3 separate regions of the Homo sapiens genome follow, and regions 2 and 3 are each linked to region 1. A link is a loop called in an ENCODE intact Hi-C map of the cell type or tissue named here. Cell type or tissue: mammary epithelial cell. All regions are shown on one strand.

Evidence for each region. Hi-C counts contacts between places; a loop is a spot of excess contacts. Peaks named below come from ENCODE experiments on the same cell type or tissue, not always from the same donor. Only the 100,000 strongest peaks of a DNase experiment are listed, where the experiment ranks them.
Region 2: it touches region 1 in a loop (2.2-fold over the local background); 4 of 110 quality-filtered maps call a loop at or near these places.
Region 3: a loop joins it to region 1, with 6 times the contacts of the local background. A loop is called at or near these places in 2 of 110 quality-filtered maps.

The regions. Positions count from the first base shown.
Region 1 is chr18:23,377,730-23,380,229 of GRCh38, reverse strand. The region is part of intron 5 of SLC35D4 (solute carrier family 35 member D4); the gene reads left to right. Among named protein-coding and RNA genes, the nearest start is that of SLC35D4, 59 kb to the left of the region's middle. RefSeq lists an enhancer at 1,947-2,076. In mammary epithelial cell, a CTCF peak has its summit at 1,210 (motif pointing right); DNase peaks (open chromatin) are centred at 1,209, 1,649 and 2,349; H3K27ac peaks cover 1,295 bases.
Region 2 is chr18:23,280,763-23,283,262 of GRCh38, reverse strand. It overlaps a transcript of SLC35D4 not described here. Among named protein-coding and RNA genes, the nearest start is that of CABLES1, 150 kb to the right of the region's middle. RefSeq lists an enhancer at 1-549. In mammary epithelial cell, no CTCF peak of the experiment used is centred here; a DNase peak (open chromatin) is centred at 1,032; H3K27ac peaks cover 860 bases.
Region 3 is chr18:23,189,994-23,192,493 of GRCh38, reverse strand. The region is part of intron 2 of CABLES1 (Cdk5 and Abl enzyme substrate 1); the gene reads right to left. Among named protein-coding and RNA genes, the nearest start is that of CABLES1, 56 kb to the right of the region's middle. In mammary epithelial cell, no CTCF peak of the experiment used is centred here; no DNase peak of the experiment used is centred here.

The DNA.
Region 1 (2,500 bases):
TCAGTACATGCAGAGCCCTTAGAACAGCACCTGGCAGTGTGAGTAGCCCTCACAGTTCAGTTAGCTAACCCAGAGGAATGTCAGCTATTTATTGTTAATTTTGGCAGCATGACTTCTTTTTTTTGTTTTGTTTTTGAGACCGCCTCACCCTGTCGCCCAGGCTGGAGTGCGGTGGCGTGATCTCAGTTCACTGCAATCTCCGCCTCCCGGTTCTAAGCGATTCTCCTGCCTCAGCCTCCCGAGTAGCTGAGATTACAGGTGTGCGCCACCACACCTGGCTAATTTTTGATATTTTTAGTAGAGACGGGGTTTCGCCATGTTGTCCAGGCTGGTCTTGAACACCTGACCTCAAGTGATCTGCCCTCCTCGGCCTCCCCAAGTGCTGGGATTACAGGCATGAGCCACCACCCCTAGCCCTTTGGCAGCATGACTTTTGAGGAGTTATAATAACCCATTTAGAACCCTGAGACCTCAGTAGGACTTGTTGCTAGGTTATTTTGGACTGAGTATCCTGAAAAGGAAAATGACTGCCATGAACTCAGTCATATCCAGAGCCCTGGGAGATGGAGCTAAGTAATGAACATATTGCCTGTTTTTACTCTCTGTATCCCAGGATCTGTGTGCTCTTTTACTCCCCTCCATGGAAGGGGCCTTTTCTTTTGGCCTGAAACATTAGCCCTGGAAGTTACTGGGTGAACATGCTATTCACAGAAGTGGAAGAGCATCCCTTTAGTCCCTCCTCTCAATTTCTGCTCTTACACTAGGCTGTTGAGGTTTTGGTTACATTTAGCTCTATTTTGAGTAACTGCTGGGCATGGTGGTTCAAGCCAGTAATCCCAACACTTTGGGGGGCAAAGGCAGGCAGATCACTTGAGGCCATGAGTTCAAGACCAGCCTGGCCAACATGGTGAAACCCCATCTCTACTAAAAATACAAAAATTAGCTGGGCATGGTGGCACACACCTGTAATCCCAGCTACTTGGGAGGCTGAGACAGGAGAATCGCTTGAACCCAGGAGGCAGAGGTTGCAGTGAGCCAAGATCACGCCACCGCACTCCATCCTGGGCAACAGAGCAAGACTCTGGCTCAAAAAAAAAAAAAAAAGAATTTTTGAGTAACACATTTATCATACCGGGGGCAGTTACGCAGGTGTGAGCCAGATCACCTTTGCCCTCCTCCTTTCAGCTCTTGAGGGCTAACTTCCCAGCAGATGGCAGTACAGCACGGTTGGCCTCGCGTCCTGTGCTCTGCAGAGGCAGGGTTGGACAAAGATCAAGATTAGAGTCTAAAGTTGCAAAAATAGAATCTGTTCATTAAAACAGGGGAAACTTTATTATTTAGGCACACATGAAAACTTAAGGTAGCCTTTGTAGTAAGCCACATGTTTCTCTTGTCAGCGCTTCACGTCTAAACAATATGTTCATACTTCACACTGCCTGAACTAGCATCAAAAATTGTAGTTTGTTCCCAGCTAGCAGAATAATCCTTCTGAAATGTTTAGAATTAATCAAAAGTTTAATTGTACCTGTTCATTTCCTCTATCAAATATAGAAGAAAAATCTGTGTCACCCTCTGCTAACATGTTACTCTCTGCTAACATGTACAAATGAGTTCTCAGTACAAAAGTCTGATTTCATTAAACTGACTCATCAAAAGGAATTATAAGGGTGAGTCCAAATCAGAATGTCTTCATTACAGGTAATTTAAATGCCAAGTTTATATTCCTCCAGTCTGCCTTTTTTTCCCTTGTCTCTCGGGATGGAGTAAAATGTCCCTTCTCCTTTTTTCTGTTTTTTAATTTTCATATCACACCAGATAGTTTATAGGACTGCTCTGAGTCAGCTGGATTAGTGAATGGAATATTTAAAGAGACAGAACTAAAATAGAAGTTGAGGTTGGGTGCAGTGGCTCACGCCTGTAATCCCAGTGCTTTAGGAGGCTGAGGCAGGAGAATCGCTTGAGGCCAGGAATTCAATACCACTGAGCAACATAGTGAGATCCTGCTGCTACAAAAATGAAAAAAAAAAAAAGAAAGAAAGAAAGAGTAGCCATACATGGTGGCTCATGCCTGTAGTCCTAGCTACTCAGGAGGCTGAGGTGGGAGGATTGCTTGAGCCCAGGAGTTTGAGGCTGCAGTGACCATGTCATTGCACTCCAGCCAGGGCAACAGAGTGATACTAGATAGATAGATAAATGGATAGATAGAACAAGAGCTTAATTGCTTTTTAAAATACAGGTTACATCTATTTCTTTCTCTCTCCTCTTCTTAGCATGTAAGATTTTTGAAGACACAGCCCCAGCGTCATTTTATCTTTCACGAGTAAACATCATTCTAATGGTGAAAGTACTTTGCTGAAGTGACTCAACTCTGGAATTCTGAGTCATCCTTCATTTGGCCCAAGCAGAAAAAGCCTCAATAAATACTAAAGTGCAGCAAGCTGTTAAGCTCTTGATAAATCTACTCATAATTTATTTGCCTCTTGATCAAAATGTTTCCTTT
Region 2 (2,500 bases), 97 kb after region 1:
CTCCCACGTTGGCCTCCCAAAGTACTGGGGTTACAGGTGTGAGCCACTACGCCCGGCCTTCCTTTACTTTCTTAAACTTGCTTTCACTTTATGCACTTGCCCCGAATTATTTTTTGCGTGATGTCCAAGAACACCCTCTTGGAGTCTGGATGAGGACCCCTGTCTGGTAACATTACAATCTCTGTTTTAATGTGAATGCTGGTCAGTTACACCTGAATTCCAAAAGGTAGGGGGTATAACAAGGTGTGTCAGACCTCTTTTCCAGCCATGGCTGGGAATTCAGTTTCTCAGGTTTCTCGGGGGTCCCCTCAGTCAGTTGGAGGGCTTAGGATGTTATTTTTGATTTACAGCACCCACCATGCACAGTGCAGGTGCCCCCTATCTGTATGTCACCTACTCATGACCCTTAAGGGGCCAGCACACAGATGAGGCCTGCGAGCCCCTGACAGGGCAGGACACTTCCCCAGGGTCATGCATTCTGCATTTCTAAGCCAAGATTCTAAAGCGGCTTCCAAAACCAGCCCTCCCTCTCACCTCCCCATGTGCCAAGTTGTTCCTGGGCATTGCCCCCCACTCCCACCCCTACCCTGGGGTCACTGGGTTGTGGACAAACCAGAGGAGACAAGCTCCCCACAGACAGCCCTCACTTGGGGGCCCCAGGGTACTGGTGCTTGGCCCAGGCGTTGGCTGCCTGCAGGGCAGCTCCGGATCCTCGGACCCAACAGCAAACCACTGGGGAGGCCAAGCCATTCTGCGGCTTGCACAAGGCTCCCTCTATTCTGGAAACATCTCAGAGATGGCAGACATTCCGTGCTCCCCAGTGAGCCGAGCGAATCTTTGCTCCTGCTGTCAGCTGATTTTCAGTGGCCGGACTCGCAGTGGTTTACCGTTAGTAAAACAAACAATGGCATATAAACCTAGGCCAGTTCTATCCAGGATCAACTGGGGGGGAGTCTGAAGGAACTCCCCTGCCACCCAACTTCCTTGGCAGCAGAGGGTAAAGTCTCATTTAAGCAGTTGCCTGAGGCAAAAGGAATATTTGAGTCATTGATTTCCTGCTCTCTGTGAAAGGCCCGCAGGATTAGCAAAGGCAAAGTGTCTGCACATGTGTCTTCGTGCCCTGATTGAGCCTCGGGGAGCCGCGGAGGCCCTTGGGATTTCAGGAGTCAGTGCAGGCACCACTCACCTGGGCCAGTTGATTTGCATGGCAAATAGAAGTTAAGTGGAGCTGTTAATGAAAAGGGCTCCTCTAAGTGGGAGATGGAACCAGGGTTCTGTCCCAGGCATTCTCACTATCCTGGAAAGTGATTACAATCAGCCGTTCATTTATTTCCTCATTCCTTCTTTCATCAGATACAGATTGGATGCCCACTGGGTGCTGGTCTTTGTTACAGACGTCTCTGCTTTGTCTAGGAGGGCTGTTCTGCCACCTGGCCAAAGCAGCCACTCCTGTTGCTGGAGGCTGCAGGCCCATTGCACTGAGTTGTCCTCGAGGCAAAATCTCTCTGGTTCTGGCAGAAACAACTCTGGTGACTTTCTTTGTGATTGTAGACTTAAAGCAAACACACGCTCCCTGTTCTCAGGGAGGCCCTGTGTCTTCTTAGACACACAGAGATTTTTAAAAAATAACAGCTTTGGCCAGGCATGGTGGCTCACTCCTGTAATCTCAGCATTTGGGGAGGCCACGGCAGGCAGATTGCTTGAGCTCAGGAGTTCAAGGCGTCTGGGTAACCTGGTGAAACTCCGTTTCTACTAAAAATAAAAATAAAAAAATTAGTTGGGCGTGGTTGTGCACGCCTGTGGTCCCAGCTATTTGGGAGGCTGAGGTGGGAGGATCAGTCAAGTCCAGGAGGTCAAGGCTGCAGTGAGCTCTGTTTGTGCCACTGCACTCCATCCTGGGTGACAGAACAAGATCTTGTCTCAAAAAAAAGTAAAATAAATAAATAACAGCTTCATAGAAATATAATTCACATGCCCTAAGATGTACCCATTTGAAGTGTACAATTCAGTACACTTTAAATTCAGTAGTTTTTAGTGTATTCACAGAATTCTGCAACCGTTATCACTATCTAATTGTAGAACATTTTCTTCACCTCAAAAAGAACCCCCATACCCATTGTCATCCCACCCTCCTCCCCTCCACTGACCTAGGCAGCCACAAATCCACTTTCTGTCTCTATGGATTGGCCTGTTCTGGAGATTTCATATGCACGGGATTGTGCAATGTGTGGGCTTTTGTGTTAGGCTGAGGTTTTTAAGTGGTTCATGTACCTCTATTAAAAGCTGCCTTCCCTACCTGGGGGTGGGGAGAGGCGTGGGTGGGAGTCCTCCACGCAGGGCATGGAAAAATTGGGGGTGGGACTCAGGGACCCTGGAAGCTGGAGATAGGTGAGGGAGCTCCAGAAGAGGAGACGGGGGGGCATGGTCAACACTCTTCCAGAAACCTGGTGGCCAGGTTTAAGTTTTATTTTTCAGCTACTGCCCTATGTTATCCTCAGGC
Region 3 (2,500 bases), 190 kb after region 1:
GCAGGAAGCTGGGACTGACGCCAGCACAGACGAAGGATGGCCTGAGTTGCTCTCTGCAGAAAGAGGGGCCCCAGATTCCTCAGCCTTCTTCTGGAAGTGGAAAGCCACAAAAGGGCCACAGGTGGCTGTCTGTACCAGCAAAGGAAGGAGCTGAGGCTGTGATCACTTTAACAGCTGCGGCCACCAGCATCCATCCACCCAGTCTGGAAAACCAGGGCAGGTGCCGATGGCAGCCACGTTTGCTGCAAACAAATAGAGGTTTTTCTTGACAACTAGTAGAGACGGCTTAACTCCTTATTTTTGGACACCAGGTAACCACTAGGCAGGTGCAAAACTTCTCAGTCCAAGTCCTCTCATGACGCATGCTCAGTTCTTGGAGTTACAGGTAGATACAGGAAATCCACTAACAAACCACGATGTGCTAGAGGAAAGTAGGACTTTTAACAGGGTAACTTAACAAGATGTTTTATTTCCATATCAGCACCCAATTCTAACTGCACATACACCTTACTAATCTAGCCCTTCATTAAGCAAGCTGTTTGTTGTGTTGCCTTTTTTTTTTTTTTTTTTTTTTTTTTTTTTTTTTTAAGCATTCAACCAAATCACCAGGGAATCTAAGAAATGCTTTAAGAGAATTGTGGCGTTGGCAACAATTGCCAAGGAACTGGAATACCGGGCGCTCAGGTTGGCAGGTTAAGCGAAGAATGAATTAATTTCACAGCCGCCTGCAACAGCGTGTAAACATCCATTTAAAAACATACATTTTAAGTGATGCAAAATTAAATTAGCATAGAATTAAATTAAAAACTAATTTAATGAAAGATTAGCTCTTTCTTGTTAGCACTGATTACAGGATATACTTAATTATGCAAAAGGTTTAATAGATTCCTTGGAGCCATTTGTTCTTCTGCTAAGCTTAAAAGCAAGTTGGGCTAATAGCCTTCCACCCCCACAGTTCCCAAAATACTTCAGCATCATTATTGGTGTTACCATTTCACAGACCAGAGAAGGCTTCAGCGATCAGCCAATTGGTCTTCCCATTTTATAGATGGGAAAACTGAGGCCCCAGAGACACTAAGTCAATTTACAATGCTACATACCCAGTTGGAGTCAGGCTAAGAACTCAGGTTCCCAGGCTCTCAAACTAATGTCTCTTCTTCTACATCATGCTAATATAACTCCTAGGAATAAGTGAATGTCTAAGTAAATATGAGAACAGTTATGCTTTTTAAGTTCTCTTTTTTTTAAGTTTTCTTTTTTAAGAAACTCCAGGCTAGAGTGCAGTGTTGAGCATAGCTCATTTAAGTCTTGAACTCCTGGGTTCAAGCGATCCTGTCGCCTCAGCCTCCTGAGTAGCTGGAACTACAGGTGCACATCCATGTGCCTGGTTAATTTTTTTTTTTTTTTTTTTTTGTAGAGATGGGGTCTCACTACATTGCCCAGGATGATCTCAAACTCCTAACCTCAAGCAACCCCTCTGCCTCAACCTCTCAAAGTGCTGGGGTTACAGGTGTGAGCCACCGTGCCCAGCCAATATGAGAACCTTATTTATTTATGTATTTTTGTGTTGACTGATTGATTGTAGACATGGGGGTCTCACTACATTGCCCAGGCTGGTCTTGAACTCCTAGACTAAGCAATCTTCCTGCCTCCACCTCCCCAAGTGCTAGGATGATAGGTGTGAGCCACTGCACCCGGCTGAGAACTTTTTTAAATCAAAAAAAGGTCCTTTAGTGGAATAAACACTTGATTTCTAAAACTCTTCTGATTTCTGACATTCTTAGAATTTTATAATAACAAGATTTGAGGTTCAGTGCAGTATTCTGTGAACGCTGGTACAAGTCACAGTTGAGGCCAACAAGCATTTTTACTGCATTCATTTGTGCTACCACAAGGCTGAGGACCAGTCTGGGTGGATTCCGTGAAGAGGGGTGACAGCGCACCAACCAGGAACGCAGAACCCACGTCCTCCTCCAGCCTCTCCTCGACACCTCGAGACTCAAGGACACTGCATCCCGAGGCTCAACAGCCCTGCCTGGGAATTCCTGAAGAGGGGAGAGCCCTCTGTAGCCGGTACCCCGAGTCACCCGGTTTCCTTCGGCTCACAGTGGCCACGTTGTTCCAAGGACCATGGCTTCTAGTAGCCTCTCGAAACTCCAGGGGCTTCTCAACGTTATTCATGGATTTTCCTGTGGCAGGAGTGAGGGAGCACCTCAGTCAGATCGCGATGTCACTCACTCTAACACCAAAGCCAGCCACTCAGTGCGCCTGCGAACACCTCTCCTGCATGCTCGCTGAGTATGTGGACCAAGGCCAGCTCCCTCATTTGACTTTCAGCGTAGCTTTCTGTATGACTCCTGCAGGGAAATGGCCTTCTCCCACTGAACTGCTCCTCACAGAGTAACACTTGTTCCCAGGCCGCGTTTGCCACACAGCCACATACCACACATCCTAGGAGGCACCTGGAGGTTACCCACGCTTTGAAAAAGACTCCAAAAGT